Regions from separate parts of the Homo sapiens genome. Here regions 2 and 3 are each linked to region 1. The links are chromatin loops, found by intact Hi-C in ENCODE. Cell type or tissue: IMR-90. All regions are shown on one strand.

Region 1 (5,000 bases):
CAGAAAAAAAAGAAAAGGATGGGTATATTTATATATACTTTTGTAGGTTTAGTGTCAGAAAATTGAGAGTTCCTATCCAATTACTTGCATTTTCTCAGGAAAGTAAGAAGCAATGTCTTCTGCTAATAGTGTATGTGAGTGTGAAAGCTGGTAGGAAGGAGTTTCGATAAGATGATGACCATTGCACAAAACAGACAAAATATCTTCCTTGGTATAATTTACAAATATATTTATTGAAACAATGAACAAGAGATTTTACATTGTATGACAAAAAAAGTGAAAATAGGAAAGAGTAATGCATCTATAATGAAAGAGTCATAGGGCTGGAATTTCTGATTATGGGGATGAAAGTTTCTAGTGGGAATAGCGAGAAAGGAATTTGAGTGAAGAGGAATGCCATTAAATCTCTGCCAAATTCTTCAGAGAGTAGGGGACAGAGGGGAAGGACTGACCGAAGTATCAGGAGAAGAGAAAATAGATAAGAAGAGGTAAAAGGTAATTGAAGATAATGGTGTAAATCTTAATGATGTAGGAAGTTTTATTAAACTCATCATAAATACAATGATTATGTAATAATCATCATGGAGCTGCAATGGAAAGGAAAAAAATGACACAATTCTGCCTCCTGACCATCAGGGAAATAAGCTCAAAAGGAAAAGATGCAGAGGAAGTGGCATCCTCAAAGAGGAGGAAAGTGTAAGCTGGGGGAATGCAAGAAAAGTAGCTGGCACATGATTTGTGACTCTTCATTAAATTGAGTCCCAATGATTTCTTGGACAAAAATGAATATTGAGTCAGTGCACAGAGGACATATTTCAACCTGCTTGAGATGGCACTTGGCAAGCAATAGAGGTTCTATCAAAGACTAACTCGGCTGGCACTACATCAGCATATGGTCCATTAGGCTGTGTGAAAATTGACAAAATGGAGTCATGCAAATGAGGGCCACACAGCCATCTTTCCTTGCTCTGCTACTCTGCTAACATAGCAATATTCTAATTAGGTGGCTTCTCATACAGGTTTCTTACAGAGAGGGAATATGCTTGGAAAACAAATATGAATGTCTAACCTTCATATAATTGTATTTCTTACTAGAAATTAATGAATTCATATATATATATATATATATATATATATATATATATATAGGTTTTATACATTTTTTTCGTGAACATTGTGAGGGTAAATCAGAAACCTCAGGGGATCAATTCTGGAACACTGGAAGATTCAGACACAGCCAGAGTTTTAGCCAACTCTGGATTTACTTTTATTACTGAAAACAAGTCTATTAACACTGAATGTATCTATAGCCTGAGAGCCTCTATAATAATGGAGCCTGAGAGCCTCCATTGCCCTGAAAATAAACTATAGCTTCTATGTGTGTCTTGCCTACAAATCCATGTTTGGAAGACAGAAATGATGTCTTATTTGCTTTATATCTGCAGTATCTAGAGCAGTGCCTAGTATGTGTGAAACAAATATGTAATAGTTTTTGAAATGAATTGAATAGTTACTCCAACGGTGACATTGCAGGAAAAGAAAGATCTTTTCCACTGAACAAGATTATAATATTCATAGGCATCTAACAATTACTTTCTTTGAGATCTAAAGAGCAGGTTTCTTATGTGGCAGAATGCACTATGTGGAAGGACTATGTGGCATGTTCTTTTGTCTAACAGGTCTCTGTGGCAGGTTGTACTAAGTGGCTGATATATACAACATGTTGAACTATATGACAGATCATGTCATTATTCATTTTGCAGAATGGGGTCTTTAGATTTTTGAAACAGCTTGTCTTCTTGCCCCTTTAAATGGTGTGGTATGGGTGGGCACCATGACAATTTGCCCAGCTATTTCAATGGATATCCTAAAACTTTTTTTAAAGGTTTAAATGGCAGGTTTAACACAGGTTTTGTTTATATGTGTCTGATCTTATGTAGTATGTGCTTAGAACAGAATACTTAACACATAAATGATTTTGATACTCAAGCTGCAAGCATTAAATAATTCTGTCCAATATTTTGGAGATTTCTCATCCGTATTATAGCAAATGAGCACTTTCCAAGGCAAGAAATTTAGTAGCGACCTTTTTAGATCAAAATACAAAATACTTTTTTTTTTCTGACTGCAAGTAAACTATGAAGAACATACAGTTTTTTCTAAAGCTAATTTATAGGTTATTGAATTTTTCTTAGTGTTTACTTCCATTGTTTATTTTAGCAAGTAAGTTTTAATAAGATGAAGAGAAATGCAAGAGTCAGGAAATTGGGCAGATAACTAAAATTATCTTCCTAAGACATAAGGCAATTGCTGACATTTGCCTTCCTCAAGGGCCAAACAGCCAACCAACAGTGTCCTTGGGAGCAGAGCTGAGTTTCTAAACCTACGGCTAGAAACATGGAGATCCAAATCCATATATGGAGATACTTCACAGAAGGAAAAAAAGCAGAAATAAACTCTTGGGAAAGAAAGAATCAGACCCACTTGGACAAAACAAAGAACTTGGTCAATCAGACAAGAATTGTGAGCCCCTCACACTTTGTGCCCAAATCTGAGCTACCATAAGATGCAGAGTTATAGAAGAAAAAAAAAAAAAAAGGCATTCTTATCTTTAGAAAACATGTTGTCCAGCATAGATGTAAGAGTGAAAGTCCAAAATTGAGCCATATACAACTACTAAGGAATAACCATGCACTAATCAATGAAATAATAAAAGAAAATATAAAATGAGCTCAAAGAAGAGATAGAACTATATATAGACTGGAGATCAAGACAGTCAAGATTCCTAGCTACAGTTAAATACAGCTGTTGCACAGAGAAGCTTGCCAAGGCTAAACCACTGCTTTTACATGCTTTTGCAAGTTAATATTTTTTTTTGCCATTAGTTAACTCATTTCCCCTAAAGTTCTTAGAAAAATAATAAACACAGTGGAATTGGCTGTCGTAACACGGACAGAGTTTTCTTTCAATGAAATTGTTTTCAGTTTTGTTTTTTCATTTTTTTTGTTTTGTTTTGTTTTTTAACAATCACCAAATCACCATCATTAAATCATTCTTTTCTTCTCCTTTTCTAGATGGGGCTATCATGTAGACATAATCCTAAATAAGATGAACTACTCATTAGATGAATGGCAATTTGTCAGTGATTTATTAACTAAGAATTGTGCACGCTCACCTTAAAACATAAATTTAAGTCATTGTTATCTTTTTGCTTTACTTCACTGTAAATTTCTTTACATTTTTTTTTGCTGGAAAATTTCTGAATTTGATTTATCCAGTACTTTCAGAAACTCATATTAAAGACAAATGAGTAGATACTGAGCATATCTCATAAAACATGTTTGAAAAATAATTTTTGAGAGATAGAAAACCTTTTTGGTCAACCCTGCAGTTGGTTTTCAAAGGTCATTTTTTTTCAACCCAAATTCAATTAGTCTTATAAAATGTGAGTTAATCATGTCCATCCAATTCCCAACATATCCTGATCCAGAAGCATGTGGAGCTGGTGATAGGTACATGGAAAATAACAAATATGCCTTTAGTTTCCTCCTGGCCATTCCACTTGATGAAGTCCAATTAACTTAAGAAGAATTTGGTCTTCTAGAGAAAATTTCAGTGACTATTGAAGTAAAAGACTATTGACTCTGAGAAGGCAGTTTAGGAGAATAATCAGTGTTTATTTATACCATAAGGTAGATTTTGTAATGTCCTTTTATTAGCGTTTTAAAAAATCATAAATGGATGAAAATGCATTTGAGAAATTTTAACAAAAAAAACCCAAATTCAAAATAATTATAATCATTTTGTATTTAGATACTTAAAAATTGCTCTTAATGTTTTTTCTTATATAGTAACTTTCATATCTTATATTCAGTCAGATATTCTTGGGAATACTGCAAAATCTCATGATTTATTTTGTTTTAACATTTTGAGATTAAAAACATTCAGATGAGAAAAAAAGCTATAAGTAGCATCATAAAATTTTCTGAAATACAAGATCCTTTGGGTGAAACTTGACTGATATTAGTATTTTATAATAAAAACAGTATTTTTGCTACTTCATTGAATTGAATTCACCTCCATAAAGTTTATAGGAAGCTATAACTATTAAAAAATAGCAAAGAGGTCTTTATTACAGGAAAATGCAGATACCCACCCCCCCGTTTTTTTTTAATCAAATAAGTCAAGCTCATTAAGGAAGTTAAAAACAAAGTTTCTTTTTTATGGTTCCACTAACAGGTTTCTGTAGGCTGAAAATGGACTCTAATCCTGTTGACTGGCAGTGCATTTTTATTTTGCCCGGCTCTCCTGCCCCTGCCCTGCTGAAAACACACATGGCTGGACAAAACGCTTGAAAACAGTGATCTCATTGTGATGGTCCCTAACTCTGGCCTTAGTGCTGTTAGATGATTGAGAAGCACAACTTGCTTCACAGATGTGGAAACCGTGTAATTCTGGGCTTCCTCCAGGAAAGAATGAGCTTTGATAGGCTGGAACTAAAGCTTTTCTAAAGGTACAAAATAACCGTGAATTTCCTATTACTATGGACAACTATTTCAGATATTCACAGCCAATTTAAGCATGGTGGCTAACAGCTGTTCATGATATTGCTGCCTTAGAGTATATATACCTTCTAGTAAGAGTGAGAGGTACATTCCTCACTCTCTTTTTTTTTAGGAAATTATAACCATGTTATTTTCTTAAAAAATATCTAGTACACTAGTTTACTTGTTTTGTTTAGTTCTGAACATTTATATAAAAGTTTTATAAGTAATGTGAGGAGACACTATATACTTCATTTATAAATGCTGGGATTTTGCCTCTAAATCACATCTAATATTTTAAGAATTTTTAAAAATTTAATACAAATTTGTCTTATTTACAAAGTTTGAGAAGTAGCTTTCTACTTTTTCTCAATTCAGCTAAGAAAACTCACTTTGATGCTATAGGTCCCTATACCTAGAGATGCAACCCATATAAACTAGGGTATTTTTTCAATT
Region 2 (5,000 bases), 120 kb after region 1:
ATAGATGATTGCTTTTATTTCTCATAATCTACCTCTGCACAGATTTGAACATGTTTATATTTAACTTCAATAGTATAAACACCATAGAAACATATGGTATGTGTAAAATGAGGGAATCGAACTAAATAACCTCTAAAACTATTCCTAGTTTTAAATTCCATTAAAAAATTAAATGAATATTATGATTTATTAGTCAAATCACAGTGCTGCTTCTTCGGGTGCATGTGTATTTACCTAAAACATGTATTGTTTTAACCATATGCACACACTCTCTGCTGAATATTCGGGCACATTAGAAAGCAGCTCTGTTTTTCTATGAAAAAAAAAAACCCTAAAACCTATCTACATGGTGGCATCATTGTCCACAAGTGTTCATTCTTATCCGTGAAACTAATTTCTTTTTTCTGTTAATGTCCAGCTCAGCATCAGTTTGTGAGAGTGGGGCTTTGCATATAAATGCTTTATTTGTTTAATTGTAACATTCATTCTTTAAATAGAAGAGCCTGGCTACATTAACAATCCAAATAAAGTCAAAGTTTTATTTTATCCTTAATTGACAGCAATTAATTCTTAGATGAAATAAAATTGAAGTTATATATATGTAAAGGATTTGAAGGCCATGAATCCTGATACAAACGTCAAATAGTATTCTTATCAATAGTAGCAATCATAAAATATCAATTTTAAAATCGATATTTTAAAATCCATTAAACTATTGTATTTAAACTATAGAATTTCAATTGATTTAAGATTTCACAGTTTTCTAAATGCTTCATAATATTGTGTTACTTTTCCTACCAATTTTTCAATGGTTGGATAGAAATAAACTAACCTAAAAATTATATTTTTCAATATGCAATGGGAAATAGTAAGCAAAAGCTGCCCCTGCATTAAAATATCTGTCATCAGTTTATTTTAGAAAAAGAATTCTCTCATTGTATGTATTCTTTATATTCTTTTTATTTCATATATGTAATATATCTATATTTACATAAATATGTATACTGAAATATTCCTTTTTGATATAGCAAATATATATGGTTCTTTAAAATATTTATACTGATTCCTCTAATTAAATAAAATTTTTTGTAATGATTATATACTTTCTTTTTTCTTTTTATCTCTCTCGATTCTTTTACTAATTAAATAAATTTGCTAGAAAACTATCAAACAAATAAAATGAAAAAAGCTTCTATCTACCCATAGGCAGGACACAAGAATGTCTACCGTTGCCACTTGCAATTTTTTTTCAGATAAAGTTAGGTTAATTTTCACAGATTATAATGAACCAATTTAAATATTTACGTTTACAACACACACAAGCACACACACACTCACATACACAGACATAGCCTCACAATCAACAGTACTGGTTAAAATAAGAATCTCAAAGTATCCAAATGGCCTGATAACTCACTAATGTGCCAAGGTTGAATTTGCATACTTGTTTTTAACATTAAGTGCGATCATGAGGAAAACAGAAATACAGCATTTAAACAGCAATGGATTCAAATGCTGCCTTTCATCCCATCTTAATTTCATTCTCCATAGACTCTGGTGCCTCAACTACTTTCTAATGTCTGTGTTCTGTTGACTGTAAATCAATTTATTGCTTTTTTTAATTTTTATTTTTTGAGATGGACTTTTGCTCTTGTTGCCCAGGCTGGAGTGCAATGGTGTGATCTTGGCTCACTGCAACCTCCGCCTCCCAGGTTCAAGTGATTCTCCTGCCTCAGCCTCCCTAGAAGCTGGGATTACAGGTGCCTGCCACGATGCCCAGCTAATTTTTTGTATTTTTCGTAGAGACGGGGTTTCACTATGTTGGCCAGGCTGCTCTCAAACTCCTGACCTCAGGTGATTTACCCGCCTCAGCCTCCCAAAGTGCTGGGATTACAGGCATGAGCCACTGCGTCCAGCTCTGCTTTTTTTTTTTTTTTAACTAAGTATTTTGCTCATAAGCACTTCTGCCACATTCTGTATTCACTTGGTGTTTGCTCCTTCAGTGAAATTTTCCTGGTGTTACATTCTTTCTTGGGAATAATATATAAAATTCAAAACATCGAGACTAAATATCAAATCATCAGAACCAAGATTTCCTGATTGAAGGTCACAATGTAATCTAATTGGTATTTTTCTCAAAATGCACAATCACTTCCTAAAAATATCCAGATTTCTCAGAAATATTTATGTTTTTCTTCGAAGACCCTGCAGAAATTTTAACAAAAATAAAGTCATCTAAAGGGATTTTAAAGACTACAAGTTGTTGTTTTTCTTAAATGCACATTTATGTCTCTTCACCACTACATAGTTATGACAATTTTTCCCTCGGTAAAATGACTCTGGAGTAAGATGAAACAATAAATGGGTTAATAGTTATAAAGTTAAAGCTAACTCACAAAGAGGTTAAAGTATCAATGTGGAGAGTTCGCTTGGGCAGTACAGACCATATCCAACCACCACACTGCTTGCCATTAGGCACAACAGCAACAAATTTTTCAGCAGGAATGTGCAGGGGAAGGATTTGTCTGACAAGAGAAAGACTTCCATGTCAGGAGCCAAATACCACTAACTCCCCAAGGCTTAAGCCTACAAAATGCCAAATGATTACCGTGCATATGTGGAAACTTTTTTTCCTAGGGAAACAAAAGTATTTTAATGAATCACTGGAGTCTTTGGATATTTAGAAACAGATTTAAAAATAAAATCTACTGGCTATCTTTTTAAAATACAATGATTCTTTCATATTCAAAAACATGATTGGAGCTATAAGAAGAAATCACTATCCCAGGGTAAATATTTCAAAATCATAGAGGACATAAAAGCAGCACATTACTCTGTGACCATATATATTTTTTTTCTTTTGAGACAGGTTCTCGCTCTCATTTGCACTCATTGCACTCATTGCCCAGGCTGGAGTGCAATGGCGTGACCACGGCTCACTGCAGCCTCCACCTCTCAGGCTCAAATGATTATCTCACTTCAACTGGGACTACAGGTGTGTGCCACCATGCTGGCCTTATTTTTTATTCTAATTTTTTTGTAGTGACAGGATCTCACTATGTTGCCAGGGTTGGTCTCCAACTCCCGGCCTTAAGTGATCCTCCTGCCTCAGCCTCCCAGAAGTGTTGGGATTACAGGCATGAGCCACCGTGCCTGGCCACATATTTCCTAATTTACTTGGATAACAGATTTTGGTTCTTAGTCTATTTGGAGAAGGATAGGTCAAGTTATATGAGGTTGGGTCAAGTTAAGGAACATATATCACAAATCTTTTGTATATTTCATTTCACATAACTGTCCTCTCACATACACATATTTTGTCAGAATAAGTATTCCCAAGTAATAAGTTAATATGCAAATTACTGGGTCAGGATGGCCTAACTATAATGGTAAGTGGCAGAGATGGGATTAGAACCTATTTCTGTCTGTTTACAAAGCATGTACCCAGAAAATAGACTAAAGAAAATGTGTCTCTACGATATTTATTTTAACTGAATAAACAGACAAACAGAAAACATCAGTCAGCATGGCATCACATGCTAACTAGGACAGTCTAAAATTCATGACATTAAAAAGTTAGAGATTAAACAATGTCATGCTTTTAAAAACATATATAATTCTAGGTGAAATTGAACTTCTATGTCTAAGAACATATTATCTCCTTGACAAATCAGATACATAAAACAATTGTCTACAATTTTTCTGAAAATCTTATTTTGGAAATTTGACCAGTCAGTCTGTGAGACAAAATCACACCTCAGGATTCTGTGTTTGTTTCTCTGTTTTTGTTAACAGTAGGGAGGAGCCAACCGAAAATAATATAACTTAACAGGATGAGTTACTTTTGAGTGCATTTGCCTCTAAATGATTCTTGACATTATCAAAAAATCAAACCTAACCCCTCCAAGGAAGAAAAATTGCCAGTTTTGATGATGTTCAAAAAAATGTGCCACAGGCTTAGAGGCGATTTCAAAATTTACATTCCCAAAATGTTTTAAGCAATGATCATATCATGAGGGTATGTGTTCTCTCTCAAACCAACTACTTTGAAGGAGACAACAGTTTCCAACATATAAATTTCTAGTTAGTTTGTATAATTCTATTACTAGACTTAGGGTATAATTTCATTTTTAAGGTAATTTATCCATTATTCATTAATTTATCTAGTTGTCAATTAATACCTACCTTGTGTCAGAAATTATGCAAAGACTTGGAGTCACAAAGATGAAAGTCATAGCCTGTTCCTAAACTCAAACTTCTCATAGTTAATTGGAAGAGTATAGTAAGGGCAATAATAAATAAAGAGAGCCTCATGGTTTATTTATATGGCTGATGGCATTATAATCTCTAAGTGGCTAATATTCCAAAATTTAAAAGTAAGAAAATTCAAAAGATAACATAGGTTAATTACTAACTGTTTTCTTGTTTCTAAAGCAGCACAGATGGGAAGGGAATTCAATAAAAAAGAACTGAAATGGGAAAGAAGATTTGACCGAAACTATTTCCATGAGTCTGAGCAAGCCACTGAAGCTTCTGGCCCTTAGCTTCCTCTTTTGAAAACAAGAAACTTTGATTTGATTGTCTCAGAGGTCTCTCATCCAACTCTATATCTTAATAAGCAACATGCTGGAGCTCTAGACAAATTCACACTTAATTTTCTTTCTTACATTGGCTGCCTCTTCTGATATTTAGCCAAAAAAACCCTACAGATCATTGAAGAACAATTTATTTTCAGACATGGGTCATCTAGCCCAATTCCTAGGAATTAGTTATGGCACTTCGTTTATCTGTCTTCATATTAACAAGAAAGGATAGACTTTTAGAGTCCCCCTACTGCATCCTCCAATGACAAGTGTTTTGGCATACTGAAATCATTTGGTTTTAAGGAGAAATGACACCTGTTGAATTTAAGTCATTCTTCTTTTCTTCTTCAACTAAAGAAGGAGACAAGTGAAAAATGGTTCAGTTACCCTAGTTCAGACCACACTTGTAAATTACTG
Region 3 (5,000 bases), 210 kb after region 1:
GTGAGCCACCATCAAAGCCTGGCTCTGATATGAGCTGTGCCATCTTGAGGAAGTCATTACCCTCTCTGAGCCTCAGCTTGCTCAAGATAGATATCAATATTATAGCTATTGTTTGTATACATTTCTACATAGCATCTGATTAGTAATCATATATATGTAGGTATATATAATACGTTAGACAAATATTAGGCACATATATGCATATATTAGACAAATAAACTCAATCATGTATTGCCCCTATCCCCAGAATCTAACACAGTCCTCATAATAAAGAATGTAGCTAATAAATAGTTTTCTGAATTAGTAAACGAACAATAAAAACAACAGTAATAGCAGTCTATTATTTACTAAGGCCACTGGCCCATGGCATGTGTTAGCAATTGCACAATCTTATTTAACCTCAATAACCATTAAATAATTTATGGAGTATCTTCATTTTATTGTTGATATTGCTGAATTTTGGAGTTAAATAGCTTGTACTGCATCATATGATGAATATGAGCTCATGTTAGTCTGATGCCAAAACTGAATGAATAAATGAATGAATGAAACAAATGGGTTATTCAATCAAGTTAAGCCCACACATGACAGAGGAAGAGATAGCCAGATCCTACAATGGATCCTGCTCTCTGGCTTCTAGGTATGTGCTTTTCATGTGTGAAGTCTCTTTTACTCACATTCTAGCTCTCTTGGACCAGGAAAGATGGAAACAATGACTTGCACCACACATCACATGGAAGTACAAAGAAAATGTTTGTTTCCAGAAGCATATTCATGAAATCTAGTCTAAACAACAAAAAAAAATTATATTGTTTCCTCTTTTTTAAAAAAATGCCTCGTCAGCTGTAATCAAGTAAACAATTCACTTTTATATATCTCTTAAAAATAATCTAGGCCGGGCTCGGTGGTTCATGCCTGTAATCCCAGCACTTTGGGAGGCCGAGGCAGGCAGATCACGAGGTCAGGAGTTCGAGGCCATCCTGGCCAACATGGTGAAAACTCATCTCTACTAAAAATACAAAAATTAGCCAGGCATGTTGGCACATGCCTGTAATCCCAGTCACTCAGGAGGCTGAGGCAGGAGAATCGCTTGAACCGGGGAGGCGGAGGCTGCAGTGAGCCAAGATCGCATCATTGCACTCCAGCCTGGACGACAGAGCAAGACTCCATCACAAAAAAAAAAAAAAAAAAAAAAAAAAAACCAAACTTAAAAGCCACTTACTTGTGATTGCTACTTTTTAAGTTCCTTCTCTACAGTGTCTTAAAATGTCTAATCAGTTTTATAGACTTATATAATTACAGTCTCAAGGATTGAAAAATTTAAAAATCTTTCATCACTTCAAACATTCGGCAAAATCCTTTTCTAACTATAATGTCATTCTGTTTTGGTGCAAAGTTAGACTTGTTCCCAGAGTTGGTAGGCAAATTTTGATGGTTTTGAGGCTTTGTATGGTTTCCTTTTTTTCTTTGTTTTGAGACAGGGTCTTACTCTGTCACCCAGGCTGGTGTGCAGTAGTGTAATTATAGCTCACTGTAGCCTCCAACTTCTGAGTTCAAGTGATTCTCCTGCCTCAGCCTCGCGAGTAACTGGGACAACAAGTGCGCACCACCATGCCAGGTTAATTTTTTAAAATTTGTGTAGACACAGGTTCTTATCATATTGCCCAGGCTGGTCTTGAACTCCTGGCTCCAAGCAGACCTCCAGCCTCAGCCTCCCAAAGTGCTGGGATTACGAGTGTAAGCCACCACACCCAGCCCTCCACATGTTGTTTAAAAAGAAATAAGTCTTCCATGCTGAGATCTCACGGTTGGTGTGCTTTGGAGCAAGCTGTTCTCTCACAACGGTGTCTCTACCTTTCCTTTGAGGGGCATTTGAACTCCCCTCTCAGCGCCTGCAGGAGATTGGCTGTACCTAGCAACAAAATAATCTGTGCAGTCCAGATTGCAAAGAGGATGGATCATTCAATAGGTCCATCCATTACATGTGAAAAGATGTTCCTTCAGGCAAGCCTACCAACAAATCCTATATTTTAACTATTGTACTGACTCTGTTAATTTATATGTCTGTAGAGTTTCAGAATCCTCATCACATGGGCCTTTTAAATTTCCACTCTTCTGCCTGGAATATTCTCTCTTTAAATCTCATAAGGCCAGCTCCTTATTCAGTACTCAGTTCAGTTTCCCCCAGGAGAATCTTACCTGACCATGCCAATTGCACCCCAGTTTTCCCATATTTCATCATCTTCTATTATGTTTTTTATAACGCTTAGGACCATTTGAAGTAATTCTGTAATTTATTTATTTCTTTAACAGAATGTAAGCCTCTTGTTCACCACCAAGGTAACATCTAGGCCATAAATCAGCCAATAAATTTAAGAGAAAAGAGGCATTTTAAAAGACTGTGTTTTTCTAAGTTCTCATAGCAACTTGTCGAAAATTCTACTATATAATTTACTATTTGGAAATATATATATCTAATATTTTATATATACATATAAATTATTCCATTAGACCCTTACCTTAAAGAATGGTAATATTCTATTCATTTCATATACTGTATAGACAGTGTCCATCAAATATTTGTAGTTTTATTACATCTTTAACAAAATATAGTTGAACATAGCTATGTTTTAAGCAGAGCTGTGTTTTAAGCCAAATTATATGAATAATTACCTCTCACTGATCATGTGGTCTTCAAGGTGTTTTACTTCTACTAAAATTTTCTTAGTTCTTTGAACTTACTCTGTGTCCAAGAATGTGTATGTAAAGATAAAACTTAATAAAGTACCATTTCCTCCATCTCTTCACATTCTATATTTCTTTTGATAGCACTGAAATAAGGAGATCTTCACTAAATAAAATAAATTTCTGTGCTTGGCAACTAATAGAAAAGTGATAATAAATAATACCTATGTTACTAGTGCTTTAACTATTTTATATTCTATGTTTATGTTCTATGGAAACTCCATAGAGTTAGACAGGTTAAAATGTAGAATTAATTTTAAGTCACTTACTTTATGGTATAGAAAATGTCCTTCCTGATTCTGTGTCAAGAGGTGATTCCGTGTAGCTTGAGTGCTTTTGGATTCAAGAGGTTAAGAGTGACCTCTGGTGGCAATGGTATTTCTCACTCACCCTTACTCTAAAGGGGAGAAAACTGGCTTCCAAGATTGCTTTCCACATTCTAAGACTGACAGAGTTTATAGTTCAAGAGAATCGGTCATAATCAGTCATACGTAAGTCAATGTTTAACCTGCTTTTTGGGGGTTGGGGGTGGAGAGGCAGAAGGCAGAAGAAACCTTCGTCTCTAGTATTCGCTTATTTATTGGGTGCAAAATGTCTTTGGTGTAAATGCCAACCACGGCATTTCAAGCCATGTCAATGAGACATTCCTGAACACAGGGTTGCAAAAAAACTGGTTATCATCAGCTTTAGCCAGTGGGTGCAATCTGGTTCCAGCACACCATTGGTTGAAACCCTTTTTGGGGGCCCTTTACAACCCTCTCCTTGATACATATTCAAAGCTAGTCAAACTCACTGACAGCAGTGAGTTTTCTGTTATCATTATGGAGAGAACAATGCCTCCAGGAAGGAGAGTGGCTGGATAAATACAGGATCCCCAGGTAAATTTGAATAGCAAACAAAATGGCAATTTTTTTATTATAAGTATATCACAGCTATTACATGAGATGTCTTTATATTAATTTTTTTTGAGATTCACATTTAACTGAGCACATGTATTTTCATTTGCTAAATCTGACAATCTTAGAAGGATCACAGAATGAAAAGTTTAAGAGAAAATGAAATATTGGCCAGGTTTAGCAGCCTGTAAATGCTCTCAACTAGTGCTCTACAGCTGGTGGAGATCTCAACCAGTGATTCTAAATGATTTACACATGAGACAAGACAGATTCCCTGAGCCTTTGAGGCACCAATGGCAGGGCTAGGGTGTTCAGAGCCCCCAGCTATCATCACGTGCCTCTAGAGGCCCAGTCCATATCTCCCAGGGTAATGTGATATTATCCCATCTATGTTTGTCATTGCTTGAGGAAGGTTGGAAGGTTTTCTTCTACAGTGCTTGTTCCTTCTCTCTTACCTCCACTAAGGTCTACCCTAGTTGCCAGACACTGGTATGGCTCCAGACAGAATGTTCATAGAGTTCTCCAGTCTGGCAACATGATGGGGCTCAGCCATAGATCCACTGATGACCATGAAACTCTACATCACCCTGGTCCATCCTGGTGGCATCCCTGACTGGCCATTGAAGTTTCTGCCCTTCTGAAGGAAAGAGAGCACATCTTCGAGATGCTTGAGGTTCATAAAAAGGAATTTTCAGGAATTGAAGCAACTTTAATGAAAGCCAGACTTGAGAACACTTTAACAGAAATACAAAGACCTGGAAATCTCCAATTCTTTATGTTGGCTTTTTAAAAGTTACCTAGAAAAAAGACTGAAAGAAGAGAAATCTCAATGTTTAGAACAAGCTGGGCTGATAATAAATGTAACAAGAAAGACTCAGTGTTTTAATGGCAAATGGTGCATCAAAACATTTAAAATTTCAAGTAGCTGCTTCAACTACATTTCAGCTAAAACACTCTTCATTATACATCAGCAAAATGAAGCACAACTTCAGACATTAAAATGCTTTGATAAAAATTCTAATCATGAGGAAAGTATGAAGACTTTTTTATAAGCAGAAAGATGGGAAAGAAGAGTTAGTGAACACTAAATGAAATGCAATGCTATAAAATGCAAAAGTGGTATGGAACAAGTTCTAAAAGTAAAAATCAGATCAAATTTCTAGGTTAACCCTTGCTGAAGCTCAGTGATCTGACTGCTGTTATTGGAGAAGACGACATGGATGGTGGGAACTTGGAATTTCCTAAAACAAATGTTTCAGGAAATGGAGATTTCTTAGAAGTTTTGAAGAAATGGACTGATGTGGCCTAGTAAAACTTACTGTGGAAGCTGAATAATGTCCCCTACTCTCCCTGGCAAAG

Evidence for each region. Peaks named below come from ENCODE experiments on the same cell type or tissue, not always from the same donor. Only the 100,000 strongest peaks of a DNase experiment are listed, where the experiment ranks them.
Region 2: a loop joins it to region 1, with 3 times the contacts of the local background. A loop is called at or near these places in 1 of 110 quality-filtered maps.
Region 3: it touches region 1 in a loop (2.4-fold over the local background); 1 of 110 quality-filtered maps calls a loop at or near these places.

The regions. Positions count from the first base shown.
Region 1 is chr3:86,865,347-86,870,346 of GRCh38, forward strand. No RefSeq gene overlaps it. Among named protein-coding and RNA genes, the nearest start is that of VGLL3, 120 kb to the right of the region's middle. In IMR-90, no CTCF peak of the experiment used is centred here; a DNase peak (open chromatin) is centred at 2,825.
Region 2 is chr3:86,980,528-86,985,527 of GRCh38, forward strand. All of the region lies in intron 1 of VGLL3 (vestigial like family member 3), which reads right to left. Among named protein-coding and RNA genes, the nearest start is that of VGLL3, 8.1 kb to the right of the region's middle. In IMR-90, no CTCF peak of the experiment used is centred here; a DNase peak (open chromatin) is centred at 2,564; H3K4me3 peaks cover 194 bases; H3K27ac peaks cover 2,620 bases.
Region 3 is chr3:87,079,886-87,084,885 of GRCh38, forward strand. No RefSeq gene overlaps it. Among named protein-coding and RNA genes, the nearest start is that of LINC00506, 6.9 kb to the right of the region's middle. In IMR-90, a CTCF peak has its summit at 3,108 (motif pointing left); a DNase peak (open chromatin) is centred at 3,106.